Regions from separate parts of the Homo sapiens genome. Here region 2 is linked to region 1. Evidence: read pairs that join two places in POLR2A ChIA-PET (ENCODE). Cell type or tissue: MCF 10A. All regions are shown on one strand. Links, peaks and the distances in the headings refer to the core of each region. The heading gives the core; the rest is flanking DNA.

Region 1 (8,316 bases), core at 2,007-4,506:
GCACAAGAAAGTGTCTGCTTTGTCACTATCCCTGACACCTCTCAGGTTCAATAGCTAAATAACAAAGGTCACTGATAAACAGCTGTCTGCGTCCAGGTGGGAGAAGGACAACAAGGATACTCTTGTTTTATAACAGAAGGAACACGGGGGGAGGATAAAAGAAGAATTTATTGATGGTTTGTCAAAGTAACTTCATCAAATAAACAAATAATTAACTATGATCATAGGGATTTTGAATTTTTTTCAGTTTTCCTCTTCACATTTCTTATATTATGTAAAGAAGAAATGTCTCCTAATTCAGAGAATAGATTACGGGAGTGAAAAACAGGGCACACTGTATTAAAACATTATTCCTTAAAACACAATACAGAATAATCATGCATAATGTTCACTGTCAACAACTTGATGTGTTGAGCTATACATTCACTAAATTTAGAATTCACTCTAACTTAAAAAAGATTGTTCTACAATACAACACTCCTGCAGTACTGTTGTGGCTATCGGGCTCAGGAAGATACCACTGTTTAACATCTGCATCTCTGTGCTTCTCCAAGCTTCATTTTCTTTATGGTGCTGCCACTGCCATGGAAATAGTGTCTTTTTTTTCCAATGGATGCTTTCTAAACTAAGTCATTGTACTGTGAAAGCATTCTGAAAGGCATTGTTGATGGAAAGCAAGTGCAGTCATAACACTGCTGAAGCGTGAAAGGTCATTTGATGGCCTATGGGAAAGCAAAATGTCTTCTAAGGAGAAGGAGCAAAGTATCCTTTGTATCTAGTATCCTTCACATAACTAACTAAAAGTGCTCCTAAAATACGATTTCATTTGTGTTTGTGATACAGTTCATGATTATTCTCTATTCTGTAAAGAAAACTTACAACTTTCTTTTCTATAGAATCTTTGGAAAATCATCCATTCTCACCTGGTAAAATGATTTGATGGGTCCTCTCTCAAAGCCAGGTAATAGATAACATGGATTTTTGAATCTTTTCAACCCTAGAATTCTATGGTCACATAAAATCGTTATTCTAAAGGTAGAGGAAAACCAATCAGATAAGATTTTTATTACACAAAAATAATTGGTAAATCCAGGAAGAGCACATGAATTTTCAGATAATTTTGGTACAGTATGTCATATATTCTGAGATATTATTACCTATATATTTTATTATTACTCTTTAGTTTTGCTAAACATTTGCTTATATTTTTCTATTTTGATATAATTTTACCTACTTGTTCTTAAAAACACCTTTCAGGATAAGAATTTGAGGTTTTGAAATACAGTCAACTTTGTAAGCATGCTGACACATTAAACTCCCTCAATATTAACATGACTCACAATGGTTACCTCTTGTTAAATCAAGGCTTTCAATATGAAAATGAATCATCTAATAATCCTTAACTTGTGAAGCCTTTTCACGCAAAGACAGGCTATAAAATTTATGCGTATTAGCAAAAAGGATTGCAAATGCAGGCACGAATCTAGGGGACAAATACAATTTACTGCAGTACCATACTTAACAGGTTTAATCAAGACAATAACCCATTTATTCATGTAGAGACAAATCTGGTGATAGAACAGGGGCAGATAGTGAGAGGGAAAGATAATAAACAAGAAATTAGAAGAGCTGGATTCCAACTGAGACTATGCTACAGTGTATTTTATAAACTTGGGCAGATTAATCTTTCAGGGTGTATTAATTAGAAATGTACAGAGGTATGAGTAACAGAAAAACTGACTGAAAGCTACAAGTGACCTATGAAATAAAGACAATTAATTGTCTCACACAGAAAGAAATCCAGAGGTAGGATGTTCCAGATTTGGTACAGTGGCTAGCTGAATCGAGCTCTTTCCATCCTCCTACTCTGCTCTCTCTCCATCATTAGTCTTAGTCTTGCCACCTCATAGGTCCAAGATGGCCGCTAAGCTCTAAGCATCACATTCCCATTCAAAAACATGCAGCCATTTCTAGCCTTTGTAATCACAGACACACACATACACATGTGCGTGCACACACACACACACACACACACAGAGAGAGAAAGAGGGAGACTACAAAAAATGTGAAATCGGTGAAGCTGAAAATCATTTTTATCAAGGCACTTTTTATTTTTAACAGTGACAAAATCCACCATACTTGCCCTTACACATTGTTGGCCAAAACTTAGTCGCGTTGCCACCCCTTGTCTGATACACAAGCGAGTGTGGGAAAGTGACTGCAAAGGAAGACACACGAGGGAAAAGGGAGCCTCAAGGCTTTATCTAGAAATTGTGGAAGTTGGGTAAACTGATATCTAAGATAGAGCTCCAGGCTACCATGTAATTTTTGAAAATAAAAAGTAACAAAAAACAAGGAAGCTGACTCTTATTTTACACTTTTAAAGAGACTTCTGTTTTTATTCTAATTTCCCATGATGGCACTTTTTCCCCCTCTCTAAAAACAAAAACAAAACAAACTTCCTCCATCCAGGATTCTGAATTTCTACAGTGAACAGTCTCTCCCCTTCCCTAACTAGAAAAAAACCTGAGCGGTCCAGACATTGAGTCATTCAATTTAACTTTGATGGAGCTGCACCTATTTTTGAGGTTTTGCCATCGTGGTTTAAGAACACTGTCTACAGACACTTTGGAAATTTTTCCCAGCACCTCTCTGAGTTTATGCTGTACTAAATTTAAACTGGAAAATTCAAGATGTAAAAGGCTAAGTAAATAATTCTATTGAAAAAAGCACAAGTGATTATCTTCTTTTAAAAAAATCCAAAGAATTCAAAATGTATTGAATTTGTCCAACTAACATTCCATTTGTGGTATCTCATAACCCCATGTAATATTGCAATGTACTTCTTCTGCTTCATTTTTTACAGAGAATTACACAGCTGCCTCTTATTATTAAAAGCACCCTCCCCCTCACTCTCTGAATAAACTGTGTGTTCTGACATTAAACCAAGACACTACACAAGAAGATCCTGGAAGCCAGGATGCCGCCAGCTTTGTATGCCAGATGTGATTACAGAGCGACAGCGAACAATGCTGCAATCAGCCCATTGGTTAGCTAGAAACCGTGGACACTCAGAAGAGGTTCAGTCTGAATACATAGCCAATAGTGTGTTAAAAACTACCATGCAAAAGTGCTTGTTTTACCAAGATATTCTATGGGAATATTTAGCTGTTACATTGTAAATGCTGTTATTTTGGTTTCTAAAAATGTCATGACAGGAAATGATTCCAGGGAGGAGCGGCCAAGAGGGCTGTTGGGTAGAACAAGTGGGGGAGAAAGTTAAACCTAGAAATCAAGAAGCCAGAAAAGGTGAAAACATGAATTACTATCTGCAATAAAACAGATTCTTAAAATACATTTGATTTTTTTTTAAATCTTTTTTTGAGGCAGGGTCTCACTCTGTCACCCAGGCTGAAGTGCAGTGGTGTGATCTTGGCTCACTGCAACCTCTGCCTCCCAGGCTTGACCGATCCTCCCACCTCAGCCTCCTGAGTAGCTGGGACTACAGGCACGTGCCACCACCCCACCCCTGGCTAATTTTTTGTATTTTTTATAGAGACAGGGTTTTGCCATGTTGCCCAGGCCGGTCTCGAACTCCTGAGCTCAAGCAATCTGCCCACCTCAGCCTCCCAAAGTGTTGGGATTACAGGCATAACCCACCATGCCCAGCCTACATTAGATCTTTTATGCTCCATTTGCCTTCTCCCAGAAGGCTGGTTATGTTTTGAAGAGTTCCTACTGTTCATTGGTACAACGGTTGTAAGGTCCTGGTCCCCTGGCTTTGGACCAATTGCCAGGTGGACATAAACTAAGGGAAGACACCCAGTCTATATGGGGCTAAGAAACCACTCTGCCCCTTCTTGATTCTCTGCAGCTACAACCAATGGGCAGTTAAGACCTTTGGGTAAGAATTTCTGCAGGTTTGGAAATGCTCATATTGACACTATTTTTATTTATCTCCCTGTCTGAGAAGTGCAAGGTGGGGACATATTAGAAGCTGATCAGAGAGTAACTACAGTTATTAGTTACTTATTAGTTATTAGAAGTTTGACCTTCTCAGAGGGACCCAAAGATACATAGTGCAGTAACTGGTGAGCTGTAGAATTTCATAGAAAAAGAGAAAGAAGAAAAAGGAGAAGAAGAATGGTGAGGCGGGGGGCAAGAATTAAATTTCTTTTTCTCCCTGAATAGATTTGTATTATAGAACAGCTCTCTCCAAGAATAAAGTGTTTGGTTTATCCAACTTACTTCTCATAGACAATGTTTATCAATTATGTGTCTATCTTTGAGTAATAATTTGTATTCTTTTACCTCTGTTTCTGTTAGATCTACAAAGACTCAGAAATCACAACAGACTCTCAAGAAAATCATCTCAGATAGAGAAAAATATAGCTATTTACATATACATTAGTAAGGTGGGTATAAGATAACTCATCAGTAAAAACTTTTCAGAAAATTTCCAACATATCTATAATTTTACCTTCACTGCTTTTCAAATAAACCCAATGCCCCCCAACATAAATGAGCTTTTTCCAGTCTTTATTTTTAGACTTCCACTTAACTCTTTTCTATCTATGATCTTTGTGTGTTTTTAAAGTATAAATTGCATACAGTTTTATAATTCCAGCTGTTATATCCCTGTATGCCCCCATTTACACACCGTCTTGAACACAAAACTGCTAATGTGTATATATCATTCTACATTTTCATAAATCTGTTTGGGTTTTAACCAAACAAGGTAGAGAGAGAAAGTAAGGAAAAAAAGGAAGGGAAGGAGGGAGGGAAGAAAGGAAAAAGAAGGAAAGGAAGGAAAAAAACAAATAGCAACAAAGTCAATAAATACTTATTAAATACCATTGTTGGTATATGACACAGAGGTGGTACAATTGCCTCTACATTGGTGTTATTTTAATTTGATTCCACATATGTGATATTGATTTTAAACTTAGAGTCTGATGTAAGATCGAAGCTAGAAAAGTTACCTCCACGCCATCAACATGTAAGGCCTGCCAACATGATGGGTGGGCCTTCACCCTTGAATCAGGGAGTGGAGCACATGACCTAGGTCTGGACAATTAGAACAACTAATTCCTAGATACCCCAATTAATTTAGGGGTGGGCACATGAGCTGAGTTGGCCAGTTCAGAGTAAATCTTGAATCCTGAAACTCATGTGTAAGTCACAATAAGAAATGCTTTATTTTCTCCATTGTACTTAGTCTAGAGGGGAGCTGCTGGCAACCCATCTGGCCATCATGCATCATCTGAGAAGGTAAATTAGTATCCCGTGGCTGCCATAAGAAATCATCATAAATTGGTGGCTTAAAACAACATAACTTTATTCTCTACTAGTGCTAGGGGACAGGATTCTGTTCAATATTCATTTCAATGACTAAAAGCACAATGTTGACAGGACCTTGCTTCTTCCAGATGCTCCAGGGGAGAATCGGATCCTTATGTCTTCCAGCTTCTGGTGGCTTCATCAGTCCCATCTCTGCCACCATCTTCACATTGCTCTCTCCTCTTCTGTGTGTATCAAATCTTCCTCTGCCTCACTCTTAAAGACAGGTGTGATTGATTAGATTTAGGGCCCACCCAGATCAACAGAATAGTCTCCCCAAGTCAAGATGCTTACCTTAATCACATCTAAAAAGACCCCTTTTTCCTTAAAAGGTAATATTTACAGGTTCCAGAGATTAGGGCCTAATATCTTTGGGTGGCCATTATACAGCCTACTAAAGAAGGCAACAGAAAAGTAGAGACACTGGGTTCTGACAACACTATCTAAATGTCTGGATTACTCTTCACCCCACATAACTTATCCCTGGACTTTTCAGTTGTGAGCCCCAAGATTTGTCAGTTTGAATTGAGTTTTCAGTCACTTTGATCCAAGACAGTTCTGATTTAGGACTTCTAGTTGAGCTTCTAAGTCTGTATTTTTGTGCTGGGTAACATTATGTATATCCTTTTTCTCTTTCTGTGGATCAGAGAGATTCAGGCTCCTTTCTTTACCTTTTTATAACCATCACAATCTATTCTTTTTCTATAGGATCCACTCTGCCGAGACCAATTGCTTAGCTCACTATTTCTTTCTGTACCTAATATCAGTGCATGGTCATATTTTGTTGTTAACCTGCTTGTTAATTCCATGAAGATGTACAGAAAAGATTAAAGTTTTAATATTCTCAGAAAATTCTCATGACAGTAATTACCTAGTCTATTAACATCTATTACACAAAAGGGTGAGCCCAGGACATTGACGATCTCTCAAGAGATAAATTCAAGGACAGATGGAGAAGAAGCAGGGTCAATACCACCCAGGAACACCTGCAGCCATGTATTAGTCTCCTAGGGCTGCCATAACAAAGTACCACAAATGGTGTGGCTTAAAACAACAGCAATTTATTCATTCACAGTCTTGGAGGCTAGAAGTGTAAAGTCTAAAGTCTAAGTGCCAGCAAGGCCATGGTCCCTCCAAAGATTCTAGGGAAAAATCCTTTCTGAACTCCTCCTAGCTTCTGATGGTTGCTGGCAATCCTTGTTCAAATCTCCCTTTGCTCATAATGACATGAAATCATTGAAATAGACCCATCCTAATCCACTATAACCTAATTTTTTTCTTTATTGATACATAATGTTTTACATATTATGGGGTACATGTGATACCCCAAATACTCTGACTTGATCATTACACATTCTATGCATTTTAAGTACTATTTAATACATCACCTTGAATATTTAATATTTATTTGTGTTGGTAACATTTCAAGTCCTCTCATCTCTCTACTTTGAAACATGTAATCTATTTTTGCTAACTATGGTCACCCTAGTCTGCTATCAGACATTAGAATATATGTCTTCTATGTAACTGTAAGTTTGTACCCATTCACCAACATCTCTTCATTTCCCCTTCCTACCCTCACACCCTTTCTCAGCCTCTGGTATCTCTCCTAGTCCTATCTCCATGAGGTTAAGTTGTTTAGCTTCCACATATGAGTGATATGAGTGAGAACAAGCAGAATTTGTCTTTCCATGCCTGGTTTATTTCACTTAACATAATGACTTCCAGTTCCATCCATGTTGCTGCAAATGATATGATTTCATTCTTTTTCATGGCTGAATAGTATTCAATTATGTATATATACCATGTACTCTTTATTAGTCCACTGATGGACACTTAGGTTGATTCCATATCTATGCTATTGTGAATGGTGCTGCAATAAACATAGGGGTGCAGGTATCACTCTGATATACTTACTGATTTCCTTTGGATAGATATATATTAGAGGGGAGGGATTGCTGGGTCATATGGTAGTTCTATTTTTAGTTTGAGAAATCTCTGTATTTTTTTTCATTGTGGTTGTACTAACTTACATTCCCATCAATGGTGTATAATAATTTATTTTTCTCCACATCCTGACCAGCATCTATTATTTTTATCATTTTAATAATAGTCATTCTGACTGGGGTAAGGTGATATCTCATTGTGGTTTTAATTTTCATTTCCTTGATGCTTAGGGATGTTGAGCATTTTGTCGTATACCTGTTGGCCATTTGTATGTCTTCTTTTGAGAACTGTTTATTCATGTTCTTTGCCCAATTTTTAATGGGATTATTTGCTTTTTTAATTGTTGTGTTGTTCGAGGTCTTTGTATATTTTGGATATTAGTCCCTTGTTTGATGAATAGTTTGCAAATATTTTCTCCCATTCAACAGGTTGTCTCTTCACTCTGTTGATGTTTCCTTTGCTCTGATGATACTTTTTAGTTTAATATAGTCCCATGTGTCTATTTTTGTTTTAGTTGGCTGTGCTTTTGAGGTCTTAGCCATAATATTTTTGCCTAGACCATATGTCCTGAAGTATTTTCTCTATGGTTTTTTCTAGTAGTTTTATAGTTTCATGTCCTACATTTAAATCTTTAATCCATCTTGGGTTGATTCTTGTATGTGGGGAGAGATAGAGGTCCAGTTTTATTATTCTGCATATGGATATCTAATTTTCCCAACACTATTTATTAAAAAGCATGTCCTTTCCCCAGTGTATGTTCTTGGCACCTTTGTTGAAAATCAGTTGGCTGTAAATACGTGGATTTATTTCTGGGTGCTCTATTCTGTTCCTCGTCGACTGTGTGTCTATTTTTATACCAATACGATGCTGTTTTGGTTACTATAGCCTTGTAATATACTTTGAAGTCAGGTGGTGTGTTACCTCCAGTTCTGTTCTTTTTGCTCAAGATTCCTTTGACTCTTCTGGCTCTTTTTTTGTTCTAAATAAATTTTAGGATTTTTTTTCTATTTCTGTGAAAGATGACATTGG
Region 2 (8,316 bases), core at 3,109-5,608, 84 kb after region 1:
TATAAGTGTACCTACAATTGAGGGCTCATGAAACTCTTTCCACTTCCAGCTGTGCATAATCACAGAACATGGGGCACTAAAGTTATCTGGTACTGTGGTAGAGACAGGTAGGGCTTGCTGACTATCCATGTGCGCTCCTACATTTCCCAGCTTCCTTTGCACTTAAGATTGAGGTCATATGACTAGTTCTGACCAATGGACTTTGATACAAAGTAACCGTGTCACTTCTTGACTGAGGCAGTTAAGAGCCAGTGTGCTTCATTCTTCACTCTCTTCCCTTTTCTTCCCCTGCCTCAGCAACACTGAGAGCCACATGTTCCAGATGGTATACTGACACAGACAGGGAAGCTGCTGAGTCACAATGAACTTTACATGAGTGAGAAGAAAACTTTGCTGTGTTAAGCTAATGAGATGTCATGGGTTGATGTTGCAGCACTAGGGTTAGTTACCCTGACAAAAAAAAAGGCTGTATGTTAATGTGTTTGCTGTGGCCTAGAACTTAAATTTAAGCTGCTGACACTAGGCTTCTAAAAATAGCATTAGAGGAAAAATAATATTCCTTTTTTTGTCTATTTAAATGTTCTCACTTTTCCTGGTCCTGCACAGTCTAAAGCAGTGGTTCTCAAAGTGTAGTTCCCAAGACCAATAGCATCAGCATCACCTGAAGACTTGTTAGAAACATAAATTCCCAGGCCCTGCCTGAGGCCTGCTGAATCAGAAACTCTGGCAGTGGGTCCTAGCAATCTGCATTTTAACACATCTTCCTGGTAATTCTGGTGGAATTGGTCTAAGGCAACCTTTCCTTGAGTCCACCTGAATGTGATGCTCTTCCTTGAGTCCACCTGAATGTGATTCTCATGCAGCTAATTTCTCCCTTTATATCACATGCGGTCAGCAGACAACTTATGTTCAAATTCCTACTTTTTATGCCCCTCATTTTTTTTCAAACATCAGCTTTTACAGTGATTAATTGCACATAGCCTTGCTATATAGATCAGAGATAACTGCAAATTCTTTGTCATGCCCCCACTGAAAGGTGGAATCTGTTTCTCCACCCCCTTAAATATAAGTTGGGCCTGTAACTGCTTTGGCCATTGGAATGTGGCAGAAGTGAAGCTGTGCCAGTAAGCCTAGACTTTAAGAGGACTGGCAGCTTCCATGCTATGAGGAGGCAAAAGCAGCCTCAAGGAGAATTAAGACCCCCAGCTGACAGCCCCAACTGAGCTACCAGCTGTCAGCTAGCATCAACCATCCACTATGTAAGTATGCCATCTTACATGCCCTGGGCCAGTTGAGCTGAGATTGCTACAGCCCCAGATGACTTTATGTGGAGCAGAAGAACCTCCCAGTTGAACACAGTCAGCCCAGAGATTTAGGAGATATAATAAAATGGCTATTGTTTTAAACCACCAAGTTTGAGGGGAAGAGGAAAGATATAAAGCAATAGAGAATCAAACATTCACTTTTATTGTTTTTGAAAAGTACTATTAAAGTCAAATTTTAATAGGTTCTACTTACCAAAAATTTCTCTCTGGTTCAAACAAACTAACTTAACATGGCTCCTTGCAATGACCTTTTCCTAATATTTCCCTCTCCTTTGGCTTACATTAAAAAAAATGTAAGTTGTTTCTCCAACCTTGGCTCTGGAAGCTTGTAGTAATTTTACTACCTATCCCATGGGTGTCAAATAGACATCTGAGTCTTTGTCTTCTACATCCATAACTGTTAAGGCGAAATACAAAGAAATGGAAGCAAGAAGTTCATAATCTCGTCAGAGAATTTCAATAGAGTTTAGTTAAGGGAGGAGTCAGATTTTTGCAACCTAAATAAAAATTCTCCTTTCCACATTTATCCCTAAATGTAGTAACCAAACAAGATCAAGAACATGATTACCAGAAAGTTTACAGCTGCAAAAGCATTATCCTAGTTCTGAATTTCTTTGGGAAAACACATACTTGCAAAATGAAAGATAAACTAATATTAAGTGATCATAGCTATTAACTGATAGCTGAAGACAGCTTGGGCAGGTTGATGTTCACAAATATGTTACAGCACTTAGGAATCAATTATTTAAAGCTAAGAGTCAAAAGCTAAGTATTCAAAGTATAAGTACATGCCGAGAGGCTACAACTAGCAAAAGAGCAACTTGCAAAGACCTCTAACCCAGAAAAATTATATGGGCAGTAAATTTTAGAGGGTGAGGAGCATACCCGTATCTCTCTATCTCCAGAACCCAGCAAAGTGTTCGGTATATAAAAGTGGCAAACATGGTGAAACCTCGTCTCTACCAAAAATACAAAAAAAAATTAGCTGGGCATGGTGGTGCGCACCTGTAGTCCCAGCTACTCAGGAGGCTGAGGCAGGATAATCGCTTGAACCTGGATTCACTTGAACCCAGAGGTTGTAGTGAGCCGAGATCACGCTGCTGCACTACACCTTGGTGACACAATGAGACTCCGTCTAAAAAAAAAAAAAAATGGTGTCTGGGTATGTGTTTATGAACGAACAAATGAATGACAGTCATAGCAAAGAAAGAAGCAAAAGAGGCCAAAGTGGAAGTAAAGAAGTGATAAAGAAGAATTTCAAATATAAATACCTCCAAGCACAAGCATCACTAAATGTCTTAAAGGTGCTTTCTCAACTAAAAGCAATTGGGATACAAACCTTAGTCATGTAAATAGCAGCGGCTAAACAGGCTCTGCAGCTTTGAGCTTCCCAAAGCAAGTCAGGTCTGGGAAGAGGAAAAACAAGGCTTTCAGCACCTTAAAAAGTGCTAAAGAAAGGGCAGGTCTCAAACTCCGTTTTGGTCAGTCTTTCAATCTTTGAAAGAATGGAGTCAGTAGTCATGTTATAACAAGATGGGTCATCTGGTATTAACAAAGTTAATTCTATATGTACATAGAAGCCTCTGTCTACCTGAAATTTTTAATATATCAAAATTCTTAATGATAACTTTCAAATATTAATGTTTCCACCAAAACGGATGCATTTTCACTTAGGACAATAATCATTGGTGACAGTCATAATTGTTATGTTCTGGCCGTCAAGACACCTAATTATGTTTTACTGCCTCAATTTTTCATTATTTGACTTTACATAAGTATATTAAGTAATTGTTCATTTTCTTGCTATAATTCTCAGAGGCCGTCCTACCAAGTATATGTATAGAAACAAATAGCCCCTCAAGTGTCTGATTGCCTAATTCTCATTATTTAGCAATACTTTCTGAAATAAAAATGAGTACAAAGACACTAATAAATAAAAATTTAAAAATAACATTTCAATAAGTGAAACTCAAATCTTTGTTTTTCACATCATCCAAAAAAAGGCTCTATAAATGCATTAGGTTATATATATTTGCCATGTTTTACAATATACAAAATCAGACTCAAATTTGGACTTGTAAGGGAACTTTTTTTTACAAGCTTGTCCAAATCCTCATTCACAGATGGAAAAATCTGAGGTTTATAGAGTTGAAATAACTTAGCCTCATTAAAGTAAATGTTTACCCAAGCACCATTGTTAATGGTTAGACTCATCCATTCAATAAACATATATCTAGCAGGCAGCTGGGGACCAGGCACTCTACCCGCCCTGGGTCCTGCCCTCAAGGCACTCAGTTTAGGAATCGGCCCACATGAAAATGACAATTCAATTCTGGGTCACAGCTTCTGTAAGAAAAGTTAAGTGGTATCAATAGCAAGAGAGCAAATTCAACTGGGTCAGGGGATTAGATGGGGGAAGATGCTGGAGAAGGCTTCACAGAGGAGATTTAAGCTATAGATTAAAAGTGCATACAGGTGGCACACTATCCCCACCTCAGTGGAGTCTCAGTTAACCCAGCAAGTCCATTTCACAGGTCAGATAAGAAGACTGTGTGAGAGTTCCTGTTTTTACAAGAGAAATCATGCCTGTAATAGAGTCATGTGGGAAGGAAAATTGCATCACTGTTATTACATCCTCTTATAAATATTGTTTATATATACATCCAATTACTTCTTATTATGGTCATTGAATTGTCTTTTACAGCAATTTACTTTTAGTTGTTACAATATCATTATGTTGAAGTCGGAAGAAAGAAAACCGTTCTCCCTTATTGAAACTCAGACATTGTAACGTGGAGTGATTTTCCCAAGAATCTGGTAAGTCAGCAGCACCAGAGTGTCAAACTTCAGGGTCTGTTTCTAATCTACTGAATCATACTGCCTCTTGGAAATGGGCCTCCTTTTGGATGTCTGACTGGATAAGATTAGGTAATAACACAATAACTAGCAAACACCAAGAGCTAATTAGTACATGCCCTGTGAAGGTGTTTCAGATGTGCTTTATTTTGAAAGAGGAATGGGAAGCTGCCAAGCCTCACACAAATCATGTTTATTCCTGTATTTAAGCTGAATTATACACAATTTTTAGTACATTTTTAAGTATTTTCCCACTGCACCTCCACCATACCTCTTCTCATGTGAGTAGATTAAAGACACATTGTTGAAAGTTCACTTGGGGCTGAAGAAGAAGAAAATATATTCAATGACAAGGAAATACAGGAAGTGCCAACCTAGTATAATTTAACATTTATAGGTATCAAAGTCTGATAAGAGCTTCAAATTTCCACACTCTGCCCAGAGAAAAATACTATCTTTTTGCTTAATCTGCCTTTTATGCTGTGCCTGTAAAATACAGAATAAAGTGTTAGTCGATGTAAACAATTAAAAAGTGCACAACTCAAAAATTTTTTTGAGATGGAGTCTTGCTGTGTTGCCCAGGCTGGAGTGCAGTGGCACAATCTCAGCTCACTGCAACCTCTGCCTCCCAGGTTCAAGCAATGCTCTTGCCTCTCAGCCTCCCGAGTAGCTGGGATTACAGGCACACGCCACCATGCTTGACTAATTTTTGTATTTTTTTAGTAGAGACGGGGTTTCACCATGTTGGCCATGCTGTCTCGAACTCCTGACCTTGTGATCTGCCTGCCTCGACCTCCCAGAGTACTGGGATTACAGGTGTGAGCCACTGTGCCTGGCCAATTCAAATTTTAAAAGGAATATGATATAGCCAATTGGAATGTCTACATTGACCAAATTAATGAGATTATTGCTAAATCATTTTCCTTTGTTCTTTCTGGGGATTCTCCTAAGCATGGGCATTTATGGAATGAACTTGTAACCACAGAAGATAACAAACATTTAACTCCTCAAATGGTCAACATTTATGTGTACACTCAAAAAGAAAAAACTTGTAAGCTGGCCTGATGCCAATGTCAAATACTCGGCTACACACCCTCCTAACATTAGCGCATGCCGCCCCTCCACTCTGTCACTATGTGGCTGACACCATGTGCCCATTGGTCGTAGGGTTGTAAGTAAGAGAACAGAGCTCATCCAACACAAACCATCTCCATAAACAACTCAAGTTTATCTTTACAAGCTGTAGGACTTCTCAGAAGAGCACAGAATAAAATCAACAATAGCAGCTTTGAATAGGATTTTCAATAGCAAGACTATACATAGCAATAGAGATATAGACTTTAGTAAGATCAAACCTGTTTAAGAACATTGGTTAGGCAAACTGGGGCATGGTGTGGGTGTCCGCGTTTGCTCCTTCAGGTAGAGCAGTTATACCCCACCCATCTGGGAATAAGTAAAGAGGAATGCAATTCCCTATTCTGCATTTATCAAATTGTTTTTTTCTGGGGGAAAGGATGAACTTTTAGCTGGTGGCCACACAAAAAGCCACTAGTGTGAGGTGTCTATGTTACTTATCATTTGAGTAGAAAACGAATCTAATTGGAGAATGCCAACCATTTCTATGCGATGGAGGTTTAGTGTTGCCAGCTCGCTAACCTTCTCAAGAGAAGCCAGAAATTCAGATGTTTGTTGTAAAGTCTCCTGATTTATTTTAACATCAAAAATCCAAACAAAACAGGTCAATATACTTAATTTGGCCCATTGGCCACCAGTTTAAGATGTATTACATACATAGGAATTATCATTCACTGAATTATGAATGCAGTGAATCATTAATGTATAATGAATATACATTTATCTGAATGTATAATGAATATACATTTATCTGACAAATTCCTACATATTTATGATTATCCCTATATTAGTTTAATTCTATGCATAATTTTCTCGAGTTAACTGGCGGCAATCCCACTATATGTTAACTAAAGAAGATCCAGCTATGAATAAGGTAACATTTCTAACATCAAAAAGACACAGTGTAATGGTGAATAAAAGTCAGGAGGTAAGGAGTGTTACAATAGAGTGAGGAGTGTTACAATAGAGAAATATATTCAGGATGAACAAGGATAAATTGATAGGGGTAATGATGCCAGATGAAGTTGGAAAGACCAGGTAACAAAGGCCTTATGTGTCATGGTGATGAGGATACCAGCAGCTATCACTGCTGAACACAGATAATGCATGAAGTGCTGTGCTTACACTGTAAATACATTACCCAACATAACTCTCGCACCAACCAACTCAGGAAGAGATTATCATTATCTCCATTTTATAAGTAAGAAATTTGAAGATTGGAGAGGTCAAGTAAACTGTCCAAGGCCATAGCTGTGTGTGGCAGAGTCAGAATCTGGGCTCAGAGCATTTATCTAACTCTAAAAACCGTGCTTTCAGCCACCATGAGTTTGCCAAAAGAATTGAGATTTCAGCCTATAAGTAATGAAAGCAAATGAAGAATCTTAGACCTGCATTATTCTATTCTGTTCTCACAAGATTCTGTGATCTAAATAATGAAAAGTATGATAACTTTTATATCTGAAGAAATCAAGAAAGGTTAAGCAATTTAAAGCAAGAGAAACAACGGGTTCCTGGCACCCAAATAGCTCAATCTCCAGCCCAGGAATAATGTTGATTTCACATGGTTGGCAAATATTACTTTCCAAATACTTGATATGCTTTCAACAACCACACTTCTTCAAATTCAGAAGTTCCAAGAGCATATTCCCAATTAAATCCTCTCCCCAGTAGAACCCTAGCTATTTCTAGCCAAGTGGTTCCTAATTTAGGATGTCAATCTAAGAAATACAAAATGACTACTGTGACAAAGAAGAACAGCCATCATCAACTTCTCCACAGCCAACTGTGTGTGCTGAACTACAAACTCCATTTGAATATCAATATGAAATAATGGTACACTAAGACTTTTCTTTTGTGTACTAGTAACCCTTTTTATTCCTTGCAATGGATGTAAAGCATTTAAGCAATCAACTTTCTAGGTTCTAGCCACATTTTATTTATGTCTGATGAGAGTTTGCCCTCCCACCCTCTTAAAGTTTTACTGCAATAAAAATTTAATACCACTTCTATTGTTCAGGTCAAAATTAGTAATTAGAAGGGGAATATTATTTATAACAGTGACATAACATGGTCGGACCTAGAATATGACAAAGATAATTATCTACTTACAGAAGAAAATAGTCGCATAAATGGAGCTATATCCTGGCCACTTTTGTTCCCCAGATATGCCACAAAACTGATTATGTCATCTTAATGCTTTCCAGAATGAAAAAAATACAGCAACTTTCTTCATAAAAAATAAACATAACAGCAACGACTTGTTAAGCACACACACACATATATATACATATACATATATATATGTATATATATACACATATATATATGTGTATATATATATGTTACAAGGACATTGTGAGAAAGCTATACTACCCCAACTTTTTCAGAGGAGAAAACTAAAACTCAGAGAGGTTAAATTTTCCAAGATTAGGTAACTAGTAAGTGGAGATCTAGGAATTGAACCCAGAAAATGCTGACTCCTAGACACTAAGCCCTAAAACACTAGGAAGTCTTAGGCATTGGAGAGAGAAATAAAGGGAGAATGCAAGAGGTAGTGATAAAAGGAGCTTGAAGTTTATATGAGACTTTATATAGGAAGATCTTAGAGAATGGAGATTATTAAACTAAATAAGCATAAAATGTAGATATGGCAAGAAATCAAATAAAATATAAAGAGAAATTATAGAATGGGAATGATATTTGCAAAATAGATGACATACAGCAAACCAGGAATAGAGGAGAACTTCCTGAAAATTATAAAGAACTTCTACAGAAGACCCACAGCTCACTTCATACATATAGGTGAAAATCTGGACACTTTCTCCTTTAAATTAGGTGCAAGGTGAGGATGCCTCCTCTCACCACTCCTTTAAGCATTGTACCAGAAGTCCTAGTTTGTGCAATAAGACAAAAATAGGAAATAAAAAATAAACAAATTATAAATGAGGAAATAAAACTGTATTTACAAATAGCAATGATTGTCCATGTAGAAAATCCCAAA

What was found. Peaks named below come from ENCODE experiments on the same cell type or tissue, not always from the same donor. Only the 100,000 strongest peaks of a DNase experiment are listed, where the experiment ranks them.
Region 2: POLR2A ChIA-PET joins it to region 1 with 11 read pairs; 4 of 35 experiments call an interaction of 5 or more read pairs at or near these places.

The regions. Positions count from the first base shown.
Region 1 is chr5:96,221,724-96,230,039 of GRCh38, reverse strand. The region is part of intron 1 of LOC101929710 (a long non-coding RNA gene); the gene reads right to left. It also overlaps a transcript of CAST not described here. Among named protein-coding and RNA genes, the nearest start is that of MIR583, 150 kb to the right of the region's middle. In MCF 10A, for the core only: no CTCF peak of the experiment used is centred there; DNase peaks (open chromatin) are centred at 2,579 and 2,959.
Region 2 is chr5:96,138,834-96,147,149 of GRCh38, reverse strand. The region is part of intron 1 of LOC101929710 (a long non-coding RNA gene); the gene reads right to left. It also overlaps a transcript of CAST not described here. Among named protein-coding and RNA genes, the nearest start is that of MIR583, 64 kb to the right of the region's middle. In MCF 10A, for the core only: no CTCF peak of the experiment used is centred there; a DNase peak (open chromatin) is centred at 4,219.